2 separate regions of the Homo sapiens genome follow, and region 2 is linked to region 1. Evidence: chromatin contacts called from ENCODE Hi-C or POLR2A ChIA-PET data. All regions are on one chromosome and are shown on one strand. Each heading gives the region's core, a stretch centred on a gene start or an enhancer-like site at or near the end of the contact. The rest is flanking DNA. Distances are from core to core; before and after follow the strand shown. Region 1 holds the start of NSD1 (nuclear receptor binding SET domain protein 1). Region 2 overlaps SLC34A1 (solute carrier family 34 member 1).

The links. Hi-C counts contacts between places; a loop is a spot of excess contacts on that map. ChIA-PET counts read pairs that join two places held with the same protein, here RNA polymerase II (POLR2A). Pooled maps may share reads with other maps.
Region 2: a loop to region 1 is called in a pooled map, with 4 times the contacts of the local background. The contact joins the enhancer-like site here to the promoter of NSD1 in region 1. A Hi-C loop is called at or near these places in 7 of 50 pooled maps. POLR2A ChIA-PET finds 5 or more read pairs at or near these places in 5 of 52 experiments (OCI-LY7, T-cell, WTC11 and 2 more).

The regions. Positions count from the first base shown.
Region 1 is chr5:177,132,238-177,138,268 of GRCh38, reverse strand. NSD1 (nuclear receptor binding SET domain protein 1) reads right to left here and starts at 4,496. Exons shown (of 23, transcript NM_022455.5): 1 at 4,317-4,496; 2 at 2,239-3,182. The coding sequence starts at 3,165. RefSeq lists enhancers at 3,294-3,847, 3,848-4,399, 4,400-4,953, 5,167-5,461, 4,954-5,505 and silencers at 3,861-4,160, 4,221-4,380, 4,461-5,130.
Region 2 is chr5:177,385,669-177,391,334 of GRCh38, reverse strand. It overlaps SLC34A1 (solute carrier family 34 member 1), which reads right to left. Exons shown (of 13, transcript NM_003052.5): 2 at 5,485-5,640; 3 at 5,199-5,348; 4 at 4,986-5,114; 5 at 4,769-4,912; 6 at 3,462-3,573; 7 at 3,146-3,341; 8 at 2,963-3,058. The coding sequence starts at 5,593. Among named protein-coding and RNA genes, the nearest start is that of SLC34A1, 4.1 kb to the right of the region's middle. RefSeq lists enhancers at 346-425, 1,676-1,725, 1,866-1,915, 1-1,960, 1,001-2,200 and 2 more. Within about 2 kb of position 1,399, at least 15 of the 41 ENCODE cell types and tissues checked have a DNase peak (open chromatin) inside an H3K27ac peak, as active enhancers do; they include OCI-LY7, where a contact is called at or near this core.

The sequences.
Region 1 (6,031 bases), core at 3,247-5,746:
TAAATAAACTACATACTTGCTTCTTCAAGGTGATAAAGTCTTTGAGCAATTTCAATTTCTCCCTGAAAAAAAAACTTCTACATTTATACATTTGCTAACTCCCATTTTAGACATGTAACCTACTATCTAAAGGCTCCAATATTTTCAGTTTTTTGTTTGTTTGTTTGTTTGTTTTTTTGTTGTTTTTTTTTTTGAGACAGAGTTTCACTCTTATTTCCCAGTATGGAGTGCAATGGCGCAATCTTGGCTCACTGCAACCTCTGCCTCCTGGGTTCAAGCGATTCTCCTGCCTCAGCCTCTCGAGTAGCTGGGATTACAGTTGCCCACCATCACGCCCGGCTAATTTTTGTAGAGACGGAGTTTCACCATGTTGGCCAGACTGGTCTCAAACTCCTGACCTCAGGTGATCTGTCCACCTCAGCCTCCCAAAGTGCTGGGACTACAGGTGTGAGCCACCACACTCAGCCTTCATTTTTTTTTTAATAGAACCAATACTCCACTAACATCTCTTTGACGAGAAACAGGTTTACAATTCTATTTGTATGCTTCTAGAGAAACATCTATCTCCATTCTCAGATTTAAATTTATGTGCAAAAACAAAGACACGATATATATATAAAATAAATTTCAACGTGAACCCAAGAAAAAGGATTTGTCTGAGCTGCCAATAGGTTTTCAAAACAGCCTACCCACCCTAATGTGTAGGACAATTCAGACTCAAGATAACCACTAAAGCAAATTTTTTTAAATCTGCAATTGCCAAGAAACCAAGGAGTACCAAGGCATAATTAAGATACAAATCAACAGAAACAAAAGTGACACACCCACATTCTCCCTCTGTAACTTTAAAGAACAGCAGGGATATAAGGTAAAGCGAATGTTTAATGAACTCAGAATAACAACATACCATAAAAGTTTTTCTTATAAAAACTGAATGTGGTATGAGACATTTGTTGGCCAAAAAAAATTCTCTTTGCTAACATTACCGGCGGTGACCAAACAATGTGTTTGGGCAGAAACAAAATCAATATCAAATATTAATATTTAAAGCTGAAGGAATCTTATAGCAATCAAGAACTTCTGGAATTTAGACGCAATAAAATTGAGGCTAAGAGAAGTGAACTGATCATTTAGCTAGAAAGTCAAGAAATTCTTCATAAGCTCAAATAAAAACAAATGTTATCATTTATCACCCTCTAACAATACTTGACAGCATTACTGAAAACAACAACTCAAATAAGATACTCTCCATTTCTATACACACGGAATATATACATATCACACATACACATACACACTTCAAAATCTGAAACTACTGTAGTTCTAGCTGATGCAGGAGGATCGAATGAGCCCAGGAGTCCCGACGCCAGCCTGGGCAACATGACAAGGCCAGTCTCTAAACAATAAATAAATATAAAACTTTGTCTTAGTTAGGGTTCTGTTAAAATAAAATAAAATAAAACAAAACAAAACTAGAAAAACTTCAAGAGCTAATGGTGATACAAAAATTAGCCGGGCGTGGTGATGGGTACCAGTAATCCCAGCTACTCGGGAGGGTGAGGCAGGAGAATTGCTTGAACCCAAGAGGCAGAGGTTGCAGTGATCAACCACTGCACTCCAGCCTGGCAACAGAGTGAGACTCCACCTCAAAAAAAAAAAAAAGAGCTAATGGTGGCAGTTATCAAAAGCACAGGATGCTATACCTTCAAAACAGGTAGTTCAGAAAAACTAGCCTAATTTAGATTTTGACAATGTCCAAGAAAACTTCATCTTAGCCACTTTAATCTGTGTTCAAAATGCCCTTCAACCTGAAGTAAGAGTCAAGTCATCAAGTAAAAAAATAATCTGCCACATATAGCAACAGGACTCCAAGTACTAAATTGGTTCACCTGCACTCATGGTGCTGGCAGGCCAAAACCCATCTTTTTTTTTTTTTTTTAATCATATATGTATACCTCCAACTTGAGAAATTAAACCTGAACTCAATCAAATGCCTTTAAAAGCATTAGCCTACTCTCAATGAAGAGTTATTTGGAAAAAGCTTAAAACAACCAAATTCATACAACAGAGATAAATTTAAAAATCAAAGTAAAATTTTGCCCAAAGCTTATGATTAGCAATAGGATTTCAGCTGTGAACTGATAAGCAACCAAAAACAAATTTGTTACAAGTTTCCCTTTAAGTGGCCTGTATATATACATATATGTATATATTTAAGTTGTACCAAAAACTGCTTACAAATGGCAATTCCTGTGAAGTAGATGATGATGAAGTTCCAGGTAATTCTAGCATGTTTCCTAATGTACTGGTACTGGAATCTGGATCATCCTGAAAAGATAAATTTATTGAGTTTAATTGCTCTTCTATTGTAATGTTTGTGTCTCCTAGTGAAAAGGGGGCTGGGAGAAGGGCTGCTTTTTCATTGCTGCCGTCCACTTCATTTCTTTGCTTATTTTTCTGTGTTTCAGTCTGAGGAGCTAATGGCAAGAATGGCGATTTGACTGCACCGTGTCTACTCTCTGGTGTGCTGTCTTGTTCACTTCCCATGGCCACTTTTACACCATTCTCTGATTTAGTCTCATAATTGCAGGTGGCATTGGTCTGAGTTTCCTCAAAGATCTCCTCTATACTCTCATCCTCTGTGACTGGCTGTTCTGGGTCCATTTCAGAATCTACATCTGCATCGTCCACACAAGTAAAATTCTCAAAGTGCAGAAAGCCATTCTTGATAGTCTTTGTTACTTTTACCTGGAGTTCAGGGGAGTTATTACAAGAGGGTTCCTGTTTCATAGCAAGTGCTGTAGGACCACCAGGACTCAAGGAAGTGCAAACAATTGGCGTCTGAGCTCTTGAATCACTTTTTTCAGGGTCTTGAAAGGATTCTGATCCATCAGCAGACCCATTTAAATACTCTACATTGATCATGGAGGCCAAATCCTGTAGTCTCCGCAGTGGAATGTAACAAGATGGAGAATCTTGTCCATAAGCATTTTGGGATGTTCCACTGACAGTCGATAACTGCATAGTACACCCATTAAGTGGCTCAGAAAAATTGGATTGACCATTACCGAAAGGGCTGTCCTTGTCTTCAGGGGCATCTAAATTCACTGGATTGGAAAAGGGCAGCAGACAATTTCTTCTGGGTAGTTCACAGGTCTGATCCATCCTGGGCCGGCATCAACCTGGAATCCAAAAGCACAGCAATTAATCTGAGTTAATAGGCCATCTGACTCGACTCTTTAAAATGGCAGCCACTTCAAGGCCTAGTGGCCTCTATGCCTTTCTGCTGCACTTCCATGGGCAGAAAAAGTTCCCCCGACTGGAGATGAAAAAATGGCCTCGATGAGCCTCTGAAAACTCCATTTTCCCGAAGCTGGGCCGATCCTGCTACATAGAAACAGCCCGTCTCTTTTTCCTCCTCTGTAGACTGGTGGACACTTGGGATGAACTAAAATTAAAACCCCTCTGCCCGTCAAAATTCCCAATTCTCAAACAGGACTAGTCCTCCCCCTCCCTCGCCAGGGGTCGAGCAGCTGGATCTCTCAAAAGCAAAAGGCTGCGGGGTCCGAGGGGGGCTCCTGGACCCTGCACAAAAAGGTACCCCCCCCTTCCTGGCTCGCTAGGGCGCAGCGGTCACAATAGCGCTGCACCCTGCGCCCAGCCAGCGCCGGAGCCTTTGCAGCGGCGGTGCGCAGGCCGCAGGCGAGCCGGCCGAGGCGGCTGCACCCCAGAGCTCGCCTTCCTGAATGCAGGCCTGCTGGATCCGCAGCTGCAGGGCGAAGAGGCCTGGACCCGGCAGAGGGAGAAACCGAGGCGGCCAGCGAAGCCCAGTCAGGGTAGCAGCAGCTGCTACAGCTCGAAAAACATGGCTGCTGCCGACGCCGCCGCCGCCTGCCCGGGCCGCGCTCCTTCCCGCAGCCGCGGCAGCACCTCCCAGCCGAGCCGATCGCTCTCATCAATATTCAGCAGCAAGCAAAGTTTGCTGCGGGAGGGCAGCCGGCCCCGCGCCCCGCAGCCTGCTACCTGAGGGGAGGCGGAGGCCGAGGTGTTCGCAGGCGGCCGGCGGGGCACGGGCCGCGCCGGGAGGAAGTTCGCGGCAGCCCGGCCAGCTAGGCCTGAGCCCGGCTGGTAGTGATGGAGGAGGGGGAGGGGGAGGAGGCCGGCGGCTGCAGCGCCGCCGGCCACCAACCCCGCATCGCGCCTGGCCCTCCCCCGAGCCCCTCACCTTACGGCCACCACCATCTTCCCCGCCCGGCCACCCTCCTCCCTCCCTTCTCCTCGCGCCTGCCCGCCGCCCACCCCAGCGCACTAGTTACCGTGCCCCGCGCCCCCTCCCGGGCCAGCTGGGGGGAGGGGGTGACCCTCATTACACTGGGGTGCGAGCGGAGCGGTGGGGAGAGAGCGGGGCCGCTCGCCGCACCCCCCTCCCCCCGCGTCTCTCTTCAGGGGAGAAGGCAGCGAGCGCGACCTGCCCCGGCCTATTCCGCCGCCGCCTCCTCCTCCTCACACCCCCACCGCGCGCGCCCCCGCGGCCGCGCGTGCGACCGAGCGCCTCGCGCCGGCCCGCGTGCGGCTGGGCCCCGAGTGCGCGCGCACCCCTTCCCCCACCGAGCGCGCGCGTTCCCTTCTCTCACTCTTCGGGGTTCAGGGCGGGTGAAGTCGGGCTTGTGAGAGCGCCGCCCAATCAGCGGAGCTGCCGCTGCCGCCCCCTCCCCTCCCCCTGCGCGCCCGCTCGCGGCCGGGGCCTACGGGCCGGCCCGGCTGCCCGGGCGGGGCCTGAGGCGGGCTCCCCAGGGGCCTCGCGCGCCTCCTTGGAGTGTCGGGGCCTGCGGGCGTCGTGGGTGGCATTCCGATCCCCTCACCTACCTCGGGGCACGGCGCTGGCCTCGGGCCGCACACGGCTCCCGCACCCTACGCGTCTCGAACCCCAACCCAGGCGGCACCTGGCGCGGCTGAGGCCTGTCCGATCGTCCCGCCAGCCCTGCTCGGGCCCGCGTCAGTCCCGGCCTCCATCTTAGGTTACAGCCCAGGCTCCCCATCCACTGGGCACCTGCCCTCAGCCCGCTGGGTTCGGCCCGAGGCCAAGGCAACCCCCCTCCTGCCGCAGGGCTCACCTGGGGGCTTGGGCTGGGGTCTTCGAGGCCTCAGGCCCCGAGCAGACGCGGCCGCAGGCGAACCCCCTACCCGGCCGCACCCCAAACCCACACCACCACCACCACCACCACCACAGACCAAGCTGAGCAGGAAACAAAATGGAGGCAGCAGCTCGGGTCTGCCTCCCTGAGCCAAGCCTGTGCAGCCCCAGGGCTCCCTCCTGTCTCAGGCTCGACGCCCGCGAGGCAGAGGCTGGATCGTCCCGGGTGCCGCGGGCAGCCGCCCTACAGCAGCGCAGACGGGCCGGGGACTCGGCCCTGCGGTGCCCACAGCCCCTCACCCACCACCCCTTCCCTTCCCCCTCCCCCCATCCCTCTCCCTCCCCTTGCCGGGCCGTGCGGGGTGAGCGGCTCTGGGGAGCCGGGTCGGGTTACCCGCCCCGGCACTGCTCGCCCGGCCGTGGCCTCCGCGGGGGAACGAAGCCAGGCGACCCCAGCGCTGAGCCCACCCCCGGCACCGAGCCGGGCTGCAGCCTGACAGCGCGTCCGCACCTCGGCCTGCAGCCGTGCGGCCCCCGCCCAGGGAGGCCGAGTCCCCAGCCCGGGCCCAGCCGGGACGAAGCTCCCTCACCACCCCCGAGCCCAGGGGTCCTCGCAGCCTCGGGCGGGGCGAGGGGAACGCCGGGGGAGGGGGTCCTCTAGTCCCTGCACCGCCTCCCGCGCCTAGTCAAGGTCTGGGCCTGGCACGGGGGCTCGGGCAGCGGGCGCCGGCCGGCGTGGGTATGTGCGTGCGCGCCGGGCTGGGGGCCGGGACGGGACGGGCCGCGCCTCGCACCGCGGACGCTGCAGTTCTCGGCACCCAGGCAGATGGCCCTCTCGTGCCACCGCCGCCCAGAGCGGGCCGCCTGCTCCGCAGCCCGGTTCCCCGGGGAGTGCGC
Region 2 (5,666 bases), core at 150-2,649, 260 kb before region 1:
CTGTGTGGCCCTGGCTGGGAGCCCAGAGACCCTAAAGTACAAGAGAGGAAGGTAAAGCTGGCAGGAGGGACAAAGCCAGGCAGAGAGTGAACTGCCGGGAGGGAGCAGGCCCTGGGGCTTCCCTGTGGGGCAGAGGGAGAAGATGGAAACTCCAGCTTAGATAAAAGAGCTGGGAGGCCCAGGATCTGGGGGCATCTTCCCAAGATGTGCCCATCCCTGCCTGGGCCTGGGGTGGGGTAGGAGAGGCTGGAGGGGCCTGAAGCGGGTGGTGGGCTCTGTGGGAAGAACAGAATGGGCCTGTGGACAGCCCTGGGCCCATACCCCAGCTGAGCCGTTCCCAGCTGTGTGTCACCAGAGCAAACACTTAGCCTCTCTGGGCCTCAGTTTCCTCCTCTGCAGCATGAAGTCCATAATGCTACCCACCTTTTCCCAGGGGCTAGTTGGAAGCATTTTGGAAGAGGGAGTTGGGATTTAAGTGCCTATAGGGACACCCTAAATTAAAGAGGCCCCTTCTGGGGACTGAAGGAGGTGATTAAGCTCACAGGAGACTGTCAGGATGTGGGCCAGCGCAGCAGTTTCCCCCTCAGAGGAAGGGGAGCTCTAGGGCCTTTGTTCTTCTGGAAGCCGAGGGAGAGCACTGTGCCAGCAGCACCACCTGGTGGCGAAAAGGAGAACTTCTCCTTAGAGCAACACCCGCTATCTCTGGAGTCGTCTCCACGTGGCTATGGTCACCTGGTGGCCTTCAGGCCTGATGGGCAGCATGGGAAGCAGACATACATAGTAGAATGTCAGACCGGTGAGTGAGAGAGGCAACGAGATAGTCAGGATTCTACCAGGATTTGTATCCTACCTCAATTACATGGACTTGGGCAAGCCACTGCACTTCTCTGGGGCTCAGTGCTCCTCGTCTGTAAAATGGGGACGTGATAATCCCTGCCTCCCAGGTTGCAAGTCCTCAAAAGATGCTTGTTTAATCCAGGCAGGTATAGTTGACAGTCCACAGTGTGGCCACATAAGAAGGTGATTCCCAGGACGGTGTCAGGGTCCCGGGAGACTCAAGTGTCTGATCACTCAACTGCCGCTGCTGCTGCTTTCCCCATCTGGTAGGCCTTGGACTTGCCTCCTCTCCCTGGTGCATAGCTTCCCTGGAGACTGTTTCGGGCTGGTTCAGGTCCAGCATGGTGAAAGTTGGCGTCAATGGGAACAGGTTGGAAGGGAGCACGGGGAGACTCTGTGGCCCGTCTTTGGGCAGGAAGAGCCAGGACGCACTTCACACTTTGCAAGACCAAGCACATCCACTGCTGTGTGAGTCACACTCCTTCGGGGCGCTGTCCCAGAAAGGGGATGAAAGTGAGAGCTTGGGTCCCACCCACCAGCTACTCTCCAAGCCGAGGAAATGAGACCCTGCCCTGCAGAAAGCGTTTAAGGAAAGCATTTCCTGGTAGAGTGAGGAAGAGAAACCAGCTGGACAAGTGTCAGCTGCAGCCGTAGAGAAAGGCCCAAGGGCGGCCTCCCCAGAGTGAACCTGGGTGAGGATGACTTCAAGTGAGGACGTGGAGGCTGCTGGTTGAGATCTGCCGGAAGCTGCAGTAGGTGGCCGGCAGGGAGCTCAGGGGCAGTGAGGAACAGAGCTGTCTTCCATGGCTTGCTTTTTGCGAAGATCAAAGTGTGTGATTTCTCTCCCTTCCAGATTTTGCTATGAAGTAGAGAGGCTTGTGGTGAGTCAGAGAGCACTAAGAGTGCTCAGAGAGCTCGTGAGAAAGTGGTTGATGTATTAAAGAGGTCATGAAGTCAGCGTAAAAGCTGCCCGCAGGGGTTTTTTTTTATGTAAGGCTGCTTTGAACACTCAGAGGCTGAGCTGGAGCAACTTCAGATGCAAAGGAGCATCGCAGGGCGAGTCAGATGAGTGTTTTCTGTTCGCACCAGGGTAAAGGTCCAGTCACAAGAAGCAGCAAGGGGAAGGGGAAGGGGAAGGGGAAGGGGAAGGGCTTGTGCTGTGCTGTGCTGTGCTGTGGCTTGGATTTCCTCGTATCTCATTGTAAATGGAGTTATGTCTCACATGCAAGCATCAGGGAGAAGCAAATATGGTGCATTGTGGTTTGGATGAAGCATTTGCCTTTTCACAGCTGAGTAAGGAAGTGTGCTAATTGCCTGCTTCCTCATCAGCCTGGCATAATGGGTGGTCCATGAGCATCCACTTGATTCAAACAGATCTTCCCAGTATTAGAAGCAGCAGAAACAGTGCAGAAGGACAAGGGACTCCCGCCTGTGGCAGTCTCCAGGAGAAGGAACCCCCGATGCCAGCACAAGCGGCTGTTAACATCTCCAAGGAGTTCTCCACGCAGCTCACCTTCCTGTTACTTTCCTTGGTATCCTTATAGCACTCTGCCTCTTCCCCACGTTACCTGGGTCCCAAAACATGGCCCAGCTGAGTCACTAACCCCTCTAGGGTGCTCAGGCCCTGACATGGTAGGATAAGCTCTGGCACGTTTCTTAGCCTCTCTGAACCTGTGTCTCTACCTGTGAAACCCAAGGGTTGCGCTGGATCAGCGGTTCTCAAACTTGAGCACTGAGCACACCTAGAGGAACTGCTGAAGCATAGGCCATTGGCCCCGCTCCCAGGGGTTTCCAGATTCAGTAGGTCTAGGGAAGGGCAGGGTGATTTGCATCTCTAATAGGTTCCCACACGGCACACAAGATGCTGGCCTGGGACCACACTTCAAGAACCACTGGGCTAGATCAATTACATAACAACTTTAATTGATTGGTGATGTCTGCCTAAGGCGATGTGGGAAGTTGGGAGGAATTAGCAATGTTAACTGTAAGCACAGTAGAAGGGCCACATATTTGCCCTCTCCTGGCTAAATGATCTTCAAGGTCTATCTGGAGCATTTTGAACAGACAATGAAACCAAGAGTCTGAAGAGGGAGTCCTCTTACCTGGGGTTAGGCCTGGGACTCACCTGTAAGGAGTCTGGGTGGCACCAGATCTGGATGAGACTGTGGTTCCTCAGGGACTCATCACCAGTGGCAATGCTGGTTATCACAGACTCGTCCAGCTGTGGGCAAGATGTGGGCAGGGGGAGTGAAGGAGGCTGGGTCCCTTGTTACCCCCACCCTCACCCCATGCCAGGCCCTGCTGTCACCTGGATGATGAGCTTCGTGAAGGGCTCTGTGATGATCTTGAGCAGGTCAGGAGCATCACGGCCACCATGGATGTTGAAGGAGGCCACCACAAGTCGAGTGATGTGGTGCAGGTAGCCAGTGGCAGCCTCCAGGGGCAGCAGGACCAGCACTGACAGCCAGTTAAAGCAGTCATGCACCGTGGCCCCCGCGAAGGCCCTGGGCAGGGAGGCCACATTGCAAGGCAGGCTCGAGCCAGTGCACAGTCACGCCTGGGGTTCCTGGCATCTGGGGCTGTCCTCCCCCAGGCACGAGCCCCCAACCCCCAGCCCCCCTCACCGCCGGAAGTCAGTCCTGTCCCCCGCCTGCATCAGGGCCACGATGGTGTTGGTGACAGAGGTGCCGATGTTGGAGCCCATGATGATGGGGATGGCAGAGCTCACCTCCAGCACTGGTAGAAGAGAAGACGTCCTAATGAATTTGACGGTCACCCAGCTCCTGCACCACCACAACTCCTGTCAGGCCCCCCACCCACGTCCCAGTCCCCAGTGGCCGCTCCTGCCATGCTGCTGAGTCTGCCTAACGTTGGCGTCACAGGTGCATGTGGGCACGGGCTGTGCGTTTACAGGTGTGTGCATTCATCCATGCGAGTAGATGTACACGTGCTGCACATGGTGTATGGATGTGAACGTGTGTGCGTGTGAGGCCTTCGTTATGAGGGCTCGTGGGCTCATGTCCTATGTGCAAATAGAGATTTGTGCTTGTGTGTGCACACATGCCCCAGAGTGTGATGGTTAGTTTTTTTGTTTGTTTGTTTTGAGACAGAGTCTCGCTCTGTCGCCCAGGCTGGAGTGCAGTGGCATGATCTCGGCTCACTGCAAGCTCTGCCTCCTGGGTTCATGCCATTCTCCTGCCTCAGCCTCCTGAGTAGCTGGGACTGCAGACACCTGCCACCACGCCTGGCTAATGCTTTTTGGTTTTTGTTGTTTTTTTTTTTTGTATTTTTAGTAGAGACAGGGTTTCACCGTGTTAGCCAGGGTGGTCTCGATCTACTGACCTCGTGATCTGCCCCCCTCAGCCTCCCAAAGTGCTGGGATTACAGGCATGAGCCACTGCGCCCGGCCAGTGATGGTTAGTTTTATGTGTCAACTTAGCTAGGCTGTGGTACCCAGTTATTCAACCCAACACTAGCCTGGGTGTTCTGTAAGGTGTTTTGTAGATGCAATTCACGTCTACAGTCAGCTGACTTTAAGAAAAGGAGATTATCCTTGGTAACCTGGGTCAGCCTAATCCAATAGAATGAAAGGCCTCAAGCAGAACTGAGGCTTCCCTGAGAAAGGAGAAACGCTGCCCTGTCTGGACTGCAGTGTCGGCGCCCACCTGAGAGTTCCCGCCTGCCCTTCCAATGCCCTGGCCTACGGATTCCTGACTTGCCCAGACAAACTACCATCGGGGAAGCCAGTTCCTTGCCATAAATCATCTGGGTCACATACAGCTACAGTTGGGCTCCTCTCATGTCCCTGGCTGATACAGGAGTCAAGCTGAATGGAGGCCAGCCTTACTGGGGTCACGCTCCCCATTTGCCACCCTTCCCAGCTCCTGGGGTGCCCCTCCAAGCTCTTCCCCACCCTGGTGGGCCAACTCACAGCCAGAGGAGACCATGCTGACGATGATGGATGTGGAGGTGCTGGAGCTCTGCACCAGCACGGTCACCAGGATCCCCACCACCAGCCCGGCCACCGGGTTGGACAGGATGGCGTTATCCTTGAAGATGTCACCAGCCACCTTCCCTGGGGAGCATGAGCCAGCGTTGTCCAAGGCCCTTCAGGAACCCCTCCCAGGTCTCCTCCACCCGGGCCCTACCTCCAGCCAGCTGGAAGGCCGAGCTGAGCATGTCCAGGGAGCAGACGAAGAGGTAGAGGAAGGTGAGCATCAGTGGCACCTTGAGCAGCATGGCGCCAGCCTGGCGCAGCTTGGGGACCAGCCTGGACTCTGGATGGGGGAAGCCATGAGCATAGTGGGCAGAGGCCAGGGCAGGGACTGCTGCCGCCTCTGCCACCCCCAGCCCAGGCCCACCTGGCTTCTGCTCCTCCTCCAGGGCCAGCTTGGCAGGCAGTGGTTCATGGCGCTCCAGGACCTCCCCACAGGGGCAGGTGTGCTCAGCAAGGGCCACAGGGCCCAGGCTGGGGAAGGCATAGGCAGAGGTCCCCGGGATCCTGTGTAGGACTAGGGAGGGAGCCTGGTCAGGAGCCCCAGGGCCCCAAAGTGGGGAGGCGGGGAGGAACAGGCGGGGGAAGTGGCCTCATCCGGGATGTGGGCAACCGTGGGCAACCAGGGTCCAGGGTGTGGGAGCAGCACTTACCCTGAGGGCTGGGCACGTAGGCAAAGGCCGTCCCTCGCATCACATGCCCCCCACGGACTGGGAGTGGGGAGACAGCAGGGGACCCCAGCCTCTCTCCGTAGGACAACATCCTGGGCACCCACTATGAGGTCTGCAGGTCAGTGGGTCTCAGCAACGCTGAATGACAATAGCTGTGTCCGGGA